Regions from separate parts of the Homo sapiens genome. Here region 2 is linked to region 1. A link is an interaction called in ENCODE POLR2A ChIA-PET data of the cell type or tissue named here. Cell type or tissue: MCF 10A. All regions are shown on one strand.

Region 1 (5,000 bases):
CTTTCCTCTGCTACTTTCATCTCCACTTTAATTGCTAGAGGGTGATAAGAATCCCAAGCCCTAGAGATGTTATATTTATAGTCAGTAATGCCACTGGTTCCTTCAAATTTTTGCTTTGGCAGAGAACAGCTCTTGGTTCAGAGTTCCCTTTGACTGTGATCTGCTGCCATTTCCCAAATTCTGGCATTCATGACCCCTTATGCCCTGAAAAGTCGGTCAACCCAGACTTTCAATCAGCTGCTCCCAAGCTGTACTTTTAGCACCTGGCACAGTATTCCTACACAAAGAAGAGATCAGTAAATGTTCATCCAATGAATGAAAACTCCAACCATTTTTCTTCATCACAAAGGCTGATGGAACTGATTCTTGAATCCAGCAGCCCTGGGCAGCAGCCCATTGTTCCTGCTCACCTCAGTTTAAATTTCAGAGCCTCTGAGGATGCAGGTCTAGCCTTAGGCAAAAGATGAGGGAAGAAAAGTTCTGGGGGTTCTACTGATTTGGGATCTCCTCAAAAAAGCTCCAAGATAATTTTTCTTCACTCTAAGCATAACCAGAATCTCTGGAGAGTGTGAGATTACTCACAAGGGATCCATGCTGTAGCATGCACATCCCCAGAGCAGTGAAGGGGCCAAGTGAGCTCTAGGTGCACTCTAGGGCCTAGGGGGCTGGCATCTGTAGCCATTAAAACCATTATCTCTGCTCCCTTACCAGATCAGGCCCAAGACTTTTTTGTCTTGGCCTGAGAAGCATTAAGTTAGGGCATTCTAGTTTTTCCTGGATAAAAGAGAGATAAAATCAAAGGAAGAGGAAGCCACTTTTTTTCATGGAACACCATTTTTTAACTGAAAGAATGACTTACTATTTAGACTTGGGTATTGGCAGACATTTTCTCAAAAAAATGAACAATGAATAAAATGAGCCTGTCACTTCAAGGAAAACAACTGACAGTATTTGTGGGCAATGATATAAAATGCAAGCTTTCAAGTGAAAATTAAAATTCTGAAACTTGCATCTACCACCATGAGTTTGACAGCTTCCAAATACTTGAAGACTTTTCTGATGAAATTGGTGGTGATATTAACAAATGTTATCTTTTGGCATTGTAAAATGAAATGGAAAACATTTGGAAGATGTGCAAAATCCAGTGAGCCTATTTTCCAAATGACCAAAGCATGATGGATTCAAAGCACTGGCTCGACCAATAGATTTTAGTGTAAATGAGTATGAAGACTTCACTGATATGGGCTCAAATTCAATAATGGAAATTATTTGGAAAGGCTACTGAAACATTCCTCCCTTTCTCACTTACATATTTGTGTGAGGTTGGATTTTTTTTCATATACTTCAACCAAAACAATGTATTGCAAAAGACTGAATACAGAAGCATATATGAGAAGCCAGCTTTAGTCTATTAAGCCAGATGAAAAGAAATTTGCAAAAATGAAAAGAAGACCATTCTTCTAATTTTTTTTTTAAGATGAAATCTCGCTCTGTCATCCAGGCTGGAGTGCAGTGGCATGATCTCAGCTCACTGCAACCTCCACCTCCCATGTTCAAGCGGTTCTCCTGCCTCAGCCTCCCAAGTGGCTAGGATTACAGGCGCCTGCCAATACGCCTGACTAATTTTTATATTTTTAGTAGAGACAGGGTTTCACCATGTTGGCCATGCCGGTCTTGAACTCCTGACCTCAAGTGATCCGCCTGCCTCAGCCTCTCAAAGTGCTGGCATTACAGGCATGAGCCACCACACCTGGCCATTCTTCTAATTTTGTTTTGGAAAATATAGTTTTCATTAAAAATTGTTATGTTAACAAGATAGCTTTAATATTGTCTTTCTTAAATAAATTAGTGACAAAATATTTTAAAGCTTTCTCAGCTTTAATATTTAATTTGGTAAGTATCAATAGATATAAACAACACAAACAAAAGCTCTTTGGGTTCCTCAATAATTTTTAGGAATATATAAGGTCTCCTGAGGTTGGAGGATTGCTCAAGCCCAAGTGACGGAGGTTGCAGTGAGCCAAGATTGCACCATTGTACTCCAAACTGGGTAACAGTGAGAGCCTGTCTCAAAAAAAAAAAAAAAAAAAGATAGCTCTCTGGGGGCATGACTCAATTTTCTAGCTTGGCCTTTCTGTCCACAATTTGGGAATAACCCATTGCCAGACCAGACAGCTGTCAAGGACTACTCTGAAGCTGGATTGAATTTCCAGCACTCAGCGTGGCCTCATTCATCCCATGGATTCTTTTTCATCTCCAGAGTTTGTGTATGTTCGTACAGGATTGCCCCAAGACACATGCTGTATCTAACCAGCTGCCCTGCAACAGGTCCCAAATTCTATTTTGAAATGGCCCATTAGAGCACTCTACTCTCAAGGCACCCAACTCCAAGAGCCTCTCTGTCACCAAGGCAGGCAGAGGACAACACCAGCAGCTAAAATTCCCTTTCAGAAGCAGAGAAAATGATTAATCCTCAGCCTAGAAAAACTCATTGTCATAGTTATCATCAGTCACTCTTCCATTCACCCATTTATTCCCTCATTCAACATTGTCAGAGTCCCTGTCTCCTGCCAATTGTGCTAAGTGCCGGGAAACATCTACCCTTGACAATTCCTATTCATTCCCTAAGATTCTGGTCAAAGGTCAATGAAGCTCTTGCTGGTCAAGCTAAGCACAACTGATTCTATTTAGTATAGCATCATCAAAATGTGCCACAGATGTATTCTGTCTGTTCCTAAATTCCTGGTAGAATGTGAGCCCTCTGGGGGCAGTGTGTGGACCTTGGTCATTTAAGTATGCCCAGGAACCTAGGCTTGGCTTGGGCCTGACACATTGCAGGCATTCACTGAATAAATAAATGAAAGCTTAAAGCCCATCTGGCTCATGTCTCAGCTGTTCAACACAAAGGCAGAATTTAAAACAGAGCCAAAACAGTGCATTTCCCAACATGCTATGAGTCACTCTGAGCCACTGATGAGAGGGCAATCAGTGAGAAGAATCTCAGACTATTCTAATGCTGACAATCAGAGCTGCAGTTAATTCTAAGAGAGCTGACACAACCCCACCTCAGTGCCCTGGAGCTGTTACCCAAACTTCCATGCAGGCTGTGGGCTCAGGCCCTTCCAGGAGGTAGAACAGCTGTTTCACACTACGAGACTAGTCAGTGGAGAATCCTTTCTGGTTGTACAAGCTCGGTTGGGAGTGAGTCTCTCTGATCCTAGTGACCTTAACCCTAAAACTTTCTGTTTTAATATCCCCACAAGGCTAGCTCATCCGCTGAACTGCCTCCTGGGTGCAATGAGCCACAAGGAGGGCCCAAGCCGCAGATTTACCTGAATCCTCAGGTCAAACTGCCACTCTGCTACTCTAACCCCAGCACACGTTACTCATGGAGGAGGAAGAGCATGAATTTTGGGGACGAGACACACAGTTGTGAGTTCAAATCCCAGTTGCCATTTTCAATATGATCTTGGAATATTACTCAATTTCTTTGAGCCTCAATTTCCTCATTTATGAAATGGGAATAAAACCATATTTTACAGAGTTGTGAGGACAGAAGGAAATAAATTATGTAAAGTACCTGGCCTGGGCCTGGCACAAAGTAGGTGCTCAATACCCGTTAGTTTCTTTCCTCTTCTGCCCTGGAAGAAATGACAGGGAAACTTACTAAGTGAGACTTGCCCAAACCAAATTTATTTCTTTTTTTTTTTTTTTTGAGACGGAGTTTCGCTCTGTCGCCCAGGCTGGAGTGCAGTGGCGCGATCTCGACTCACTGCAAGCTCCGCCTCCCGGGTTCACGCCATTCTCCTGCCTCAGCCTCCTGTGTAGCTGGGACTACAGGCACGCGCCACCATGCCCGGCTAATTTTTGTATTTTTTAGTAGAGACGGGGTTTCACCGTGTTAGCCAGGATGGTCTCGATCTCCTGACCTCGTGATCCTCCCGTCTCGGCCTCCCAAAGTGCTGGGATTACAGGCGTGAGCCACCGCGCCCGGCCCCAAATTTATTTCTTGAAGCAAAGGACAGAAGGACTAGACAAGTGACTTCAAGGCCTCTTTGAACCCCCAGCTCCTTGTTTTCTGGCTATAACTTCCTAATAAAACCTTCAGTGTTTGCAGTTCCACCAGCCCCTTCTTTCTGCTTTAGTTTCCCTACATCATTTTTCACAGTAGATAGATCTACTCGTAGCTACCACTTGTGCTAAGCATCCTAAGCATGGAGGGGGAAATAATAAAGGGAGCTAAGGGCCTTTGGTGGAGAATGAAGGGGAGATGGACTGCAGCATGTTGGCCCACAGGCTGCACAACCATGCAGCTGCTGTGCTGGGAGCCACCCAGAGTCTGAAGGATGAAGGCAGGCTCACAGGCACAGAACCGAAGGCACACACACAGGGCCCTTCCCAAGACATAGCATGCCTCTCCTCAGTCCTTCTCTGCTTCTGCACATCCTGCCAAGAAGGACCAAATACATAAAGTAGTCACACCTTCCCATATGCTGTTCCTTCTGCCTTTTTCTTCTCTTTTTTTTAGGCTCGATCTGGGTGTTACATCCTCTTAAGTCCACAGGAAGAATGAACTTGGCTTTGCTCTAGGATATCCTAACACTCTTTTGTTTAAAAACGTATCTCTAGAATAGAGCTTATCATATATATTCTAGTGGTTGAAATCTGTCCTTTCCACAATACTGTGAGCTTTTCAAGGGCAGAGCCTGTGTCCCACAAGTCACTGTATTGCAGTCATTCAGCAGAAGCTGTAGCACAGAGTAGGCACAGGTAAGTGTTTGGATACACAATGGAAGATTATACACAATGGAAGTTGGCAAATATCATTAATAGATCAGAACTGGGGGAAGGTTTTTTGTTCTGTTTTAAACTAAGGTTGTTTCTGTTCTTGTTTATGGAAAAGCTCCTCCCTGGGAAACCCACTGTTTGAAGAATACCCTAGGTCTCCTCAAAGATCCCCCTGGCACCCTCAATTCAGCAGCTCCCAGACCCAGTCACAT
Region 2 (5,000 bases), 98 kb before region 1:
GTTCCAGCTAATATGGTGGTGGAGGGGTTTTTGGCAAATCATCTTAAGTGCAGTAGAGAAGTTGGACGAAAAACAGCCCAGTTAAGAGGCCGATGGACAGCCAACTTCAGAGTGGCCTCTGCAAGCTTGGACCTCGGGGTAGACAGTGGGGCGCTCTCTAGGGGTCATCTGTTCCCTGCTGGGGTAGGGGGGAGGCATGTCCACGGAGGCCAGGGCTGTGGGTTCGGCACTAGGTCCTCCTCCCCGTGGCTTCCTAGTAGGCATGTGGTGGTGTACGCCTGCTGGGCACCTAGCGAGAGGGGTCGTGAGTTGGGAGGGAGCCACGTTGGGGTGCCTGCCTGCTCGGGGGCCCCTGCCCACTGCGTGTGCGCAGCGCCTGTCAGGATGTGACGGGGACCTGGACATGTGTGTGCTCTCCGAGCTGAGCTGTGTGCGCGTCCGGGTTCTCGACCTCAGCTGCCTGGCTGTGCATCCAGCGTGCACGACCGGTGTGGCCTGGGCTCCAGCCTGGAGTGTGGACCGGGTCGGCCGGCGTGTGCCTCCCCTGTGAGGGTGCCCTGGCGGGTGTGAGCCCGGCGGGCTGGAGAACCGGGTCTCGGCGCCGCAGGTGGGTGACCGTCCTCCCCCTCCTTCCCTCCGGGGGCAGCCTCCTCGCGGCGTGTGGCTGGGGGTGCGGGGCCCTCTGCCGGCTGCCGCGCGCGCGCACGCCGGGCTCAGCACCCGCCGTGTACGCGCCCGTGCGCGCGCCCCGCGCCTCCAGCCCAGCGCTCGGAGCCGCTTTCGCTGCCACTGTCTGCTCCCCCGGGCCGCCGCCGCCTCCCCCCGCAGGCCCGGGGCTCTGTCCGCTGGGCCCGCGCTGCTCGCCCCGAGCCAGGAGAACGAGCTCGAGGAGGATGCCTGGGCCCGTGAGTACCGCGGCGGCTGCGGGCCGGGCGGGCACGGAGCGCGGGCGGAAGATGGTCCCAGGACTGAGCCCTTCCCCGCGGGCGGCTCAGCGCCCTGGCCCCGGGTCGCCGCCCCGGTCCCCCGCCCGGGCCGCGAGCAGCCCCTCCCCCAGTCCACACCGGAGGGAGGGAGAGCGCCAGTGAGCGAGGGAGCCGGAACGGGGCGCGAGCCGCCACCAGTTCGCTTGGAAACGGTTGCCACAGCAACGGGGTTGCGCTCCCCGGCAACACGACTGCGGGGCGGCGACGCCCCCTCCCCCTCCCTCCCCCCTCCCCCGACGCGGGCCCACAGCCCGGGGGTGCAGGGGGAGAGGGGTGCGCGGCGGGGGCATGTCGCCCCTCTGGCCCGGCTGGGTGTGCCTGCCTCCACAGCCCGTCGAGGGTGGGGGTGGGGGCGAACGGCCGTGGGCACGAGCTGGCTCCCACGTGGCTGCAGTCGTCGCAGCAGGGCTCCTGGGGTGGCTGCAAACGTGGGGGCGGCCCAGCCCCTGGGCTTGTCACGGGAGGAGGAGGCATGGAGGCTGGCGCTGGGGTCTTTGCCCATAGACCCCCCACCCACCCACCCACCGCCGCCACCACCTAATCGCGCCGGCCCTGGACATGGCCTGAGCCGAGCTGGGTTCCCCAGGGGCGACGTTTCTTACCAGGGTAGAGGAGCGAAGCTTGCATCCCTCCTCCTCCTCACGGCCGAGGCACGTGCCAAACCGGGCATGGGCCCGCGGTGAGTCTCTGCTCCGTGTTCCTAGCCACCATTCTCCAGGGAGGGGTGGAAGCAGAGTGGGCAGGAGCAGAGGAAAGGATATTGCTGACCCAGGGAAGCTGAAGCCCAGGCCAAATGGGAGCGACCCAGCCCATTGTCTGGATCACAAGTGCCCCTTTCTTGTCTGAGCACAATGCCCCAACTGTACTGAGTAGCATGCAGGTTGGCCGGCAGGGAGGCACGCGCCACATGGAGGTGCCTGGTCCGCCAGGGGAGCTCCTCTGGGAGGAGAATGGCCTCTGACTCAGAGGAAATGACCTCTGGCTCCCCTCCCAACCTCCCCTCAGCGGGCATCATGCTGGAGAGAGAAATGGCCCTCCTGCCAGCTCTCCCAGGCCTGACTCAGCAGATGCCAGCCCCGACCGCGGGCTTCAGATCCAGGATCCCAGCGACCACAACCGTCCTTGGGTTTCCTTTCCCATCCGGGGAGGCATCCTAGAGGTGACTGGCATCTGGGGCATTGGAGGCCTTGGCATAAGATGCCCTTAGATGGGTGGTGCCCTGGAGGTCAGGCCTGAGTCTCCTGCAGGCAGGGGCGCCTGGGGAATTACTCACGGGTGCCTTTCATTCCCTTCCTGCTCTGTGAGACCTGTGTTGAGTGCTCTGCATCCATTATCTCCTAATTTTTTTTTACAACAGTTGCGCAAGGTAAGTTTATTATCCCCATTTTAGAGATGAAGACTCTAAAGGGAGGCTCAGGGAGGTGAGTGACTTGCCCAAGGTCACACTACCAGTAAGTGGCAGAGCTGAGTCTACACTGCAGGCTTCTCTGGGGGCAAAGCTCCTCTCTGCCTGCTAGCTAACTTCTCTTGTAACCCAGGAGAAGAACTGTAGAGCCTTCTTCCTTCACTTTCCTCCAGTGAGGACATTCCCTGTCTTTCGGGTCTTGGTACATTTTTCCTTCTTCCAGCTAAATCAGCCACATTCTTGCTCCCCCAGATGCATTATAGGATGGGGCCAGCTTTCTCCCTCCCTTCTTCACTTCCTCCCTCCCTCCATTTTCTCCGGTGAGACCAAGCAGCAAAGGGCTGCCTCAGTCCCCTGGGAAAACCCCAAGCCCTGGTCCTCGGCTCATGGGCTCCATGGCCTGCTCAGCTTGCAGTCTTGGCTGTGGGAGAGAAAATTTAGCAAAGATGGGTCCATGCACTGCTGCAGCCTGTGGGTGCTCAGTCTAGCTCCAGGCATTGGAAACCCACATGCTTCCAAGGATCAGGGGGGAAATGGAATGAGTGAGGCGGGCCAGGGAGCCGCTCAGCTCCAATCTTTGTCACTGTGTGAAATGTGGACTTGGTATGACCTGACTGTCCAATTTTCAAGATGAACCAGAAATCCAGACCTTTATATAAAATCTCCTGGATTTTTAAATGTTGGCAATTAATCAGAATGTTTTTAAAAATGGATTGTGAACATGGATTGTTTTTAAAACATGTCTGAGAACTGTGTCCAACCTAAGGGTCCTGTGTCTGAGACCTCTGGTCCGTGGGAAAGGGACCGCAGGTTTTGCTGGGCCGCCTCCAGGCTGTGTACACTGTGACACCAGGGGCTGCTTTCTGCATTTGAGCCTCTTGAGGCTGCAGGGTGATCCCTCATCAGAGGGAGTTCTGTTGTCCCCTCGGCACCCTGGTCCTACTGCTGAAGAAACTCCAGCTCAGGTATGGGAGTAGCCAGGATGGGATCACATGGCTCGGTGAGGGCAGAAGCCAGATTTGAGCTCAGGCCTACCCCTCGGCACTCTGCATGTTACCCAGGCTGCCCCCCACAGGGTGTCACCATCACGCCCGTGGGGCCGCCTCCCCTGGGAGGTCAGATCATTATTTCCATGCCAGCTGCGGGGATGAAGGCACAGAGAGCCACAGGCTGAGGTTTCAGAGGAGGAACCTGGTCTCTGAAAACCCTGCCCTGAGGAGGGCCGGAGCTGAGCGCAGTAGACACTGGCCTGAGGGAGGGCTCTCCACCTACAAGCCCACCGAGGCCTCAGTCTCTGTGGTCTTATTTGTAGTTTCCCAAGCCCTGGGTTCCTGGCTTGGTGTCAGGGTTAGGTCATCTACCTGCAAGCAAGGGTGCTTGCCACTCAGTACCCTGGCCTAGGCGGAGGGCGGTTCTGGCCAGCTCCAAGCCTGGCTGACTGGGAGTGGAGACAAGTCCTGTCAAGTCCTCTCTGGCCTCAGTTCCTCTGTGTTGATGTGGGAAGGGTGTAAGGGTGTCACCAGTGGCTCCCTGAAATGCCCTTGCTGCCGGGACCGAGGACTTTGTCATCACCCGGGCTTCACACCACCTGGCTATGGAGACCTGAGCTGGACCCACTCCTTGAGCCTACATCCTTGTCTGTAGAGAGAACAGCAGCCACCTCCTGAGTTTTCCTTAGATAACTAGCATAGAGACCAGTAGTGGGCCTGGCGTATGCAAGGCACACAGGACAGGCTGTCAGTCTGTCCTGCCCCCCAGCCCTCACCCCCTGCTCTGAGTTCCTGTCCCTTCCCTTGAAGACCAGCAGCTCTAGCCTCAAGTCCAGGTGTGACCCAGTGCCCCTGCTGCCCGGGATTTTCCATCCCCACCCCCCAGAGCCCTGGTGTGTGCCTCCGTACAGCCTTTTCCTTTGATTCACGTAGACACATGGGGTCTCCACTTGCTTATGAACTGCCCTGCCAGGCGGGGGCTGGGTGATGGCTCTTCTCTGAGTGACGTTTTGGTGAATGGCTGACATTTCCCAGGAATGAATTGGACACAGAGCCAGCCCTTGAGGTACTCCCCCGGTCCCACAGCTAAAAGACCAACCAGGTAACGAGCCCTCCAGCATCTCCTTCCATAGGTGGTTCTTGAGCCAATTACTGGGTGCCAGCTGGTAAGGCCGATGGTGCTCGGCCCTGGCCACCCCGGAACATCCTGGCATCATTGGGCTTCCCATCCCTGAGGGGTGAGGTGGCTCAGGTGAGCCCCAGAGGCCTTGGCAGGAGCTCATTCGGGAGGCCAGCACCTAGGTCAGTGGTTCTCAAAGTGTGCTCCCTGGCCCTGCAGTACCAGCATCTGCTGGAAATTTGTTTAAAATGCAAACTCGGGCCCCATCCTAGACCTACTGAATCCAGTACTGGGAATGGAGCCCAGCACTGTTTTAACAGCCTCCACGTGGTTCTGTTGCCTGCTTAAATTTGAGAGGCCCAGATCTAAGCCATGTTAAATGCTAGATTGGCTCCTGAGGCAGCGTAGTGTTGTGAGGAGTGACTAGGCTGGGCAGGGGCACAGCACAGTGGCAAGCATGGTGATGGGGGCCAGGGGAGAGACGATGCTGGCCTGGCCAA

What was found. ChIA-PET counts read pairs that join two places held together with the same protein. Peaks named below come from ENCODE experiments on the same cell type or tissue, not always from the same donor. Only the 100,000 strongest peaks of a DNase experiment are listed, where the experiment ranks them.
Region 2: POLR2A ChIA-PET joins it to region 1 with 11 read pairs; 9 of 35 experiments call an interaction of 5 or more read pairs at or near these places.

Annotation. Positions count from the first base shown.
Region 1 is chr5:177,543,588-177,548,587 of GRCh38, forward strand. All of the region lies in intron 1 of FAM193B (family with sequence similarity 193 member B), which reads right to left. Among named protein-coding and RNA genes, the nearest start is that of FAM193B, 8.5 kb to the right of the region's middle. In MCF 10A, no CTCF peak of the experiment used is centred here; DNase peaks (open chromatin) are centred at 2,034 and 2,954.
Region 2 is chr5:177,446,056-177,451,055 of GRCh38, forward strand. PRR7 (proline rich 7, synaptic) reads left to right here and starts at 759. Exons shown (of 4, transcript NM_030567.5): 1 at 759-905. It overlaps PRR7-AS1 (PRR7 antisense RNA 1), which reads right to left and starts at 1,889. Exons shown (of 3, transcript NR_038916.1): 1 at 1,589-1,889. RefSeq lists a silencer at 384-1,473 and enhancers at 1,416-2,044, 3,082-3,582, 3,583-4,083. In MCF 10A, no CTCF peak of the experiment used is centred here; DNase peaks (open chromatin) are centred at 716, 1,136, 2,026 and 3,826.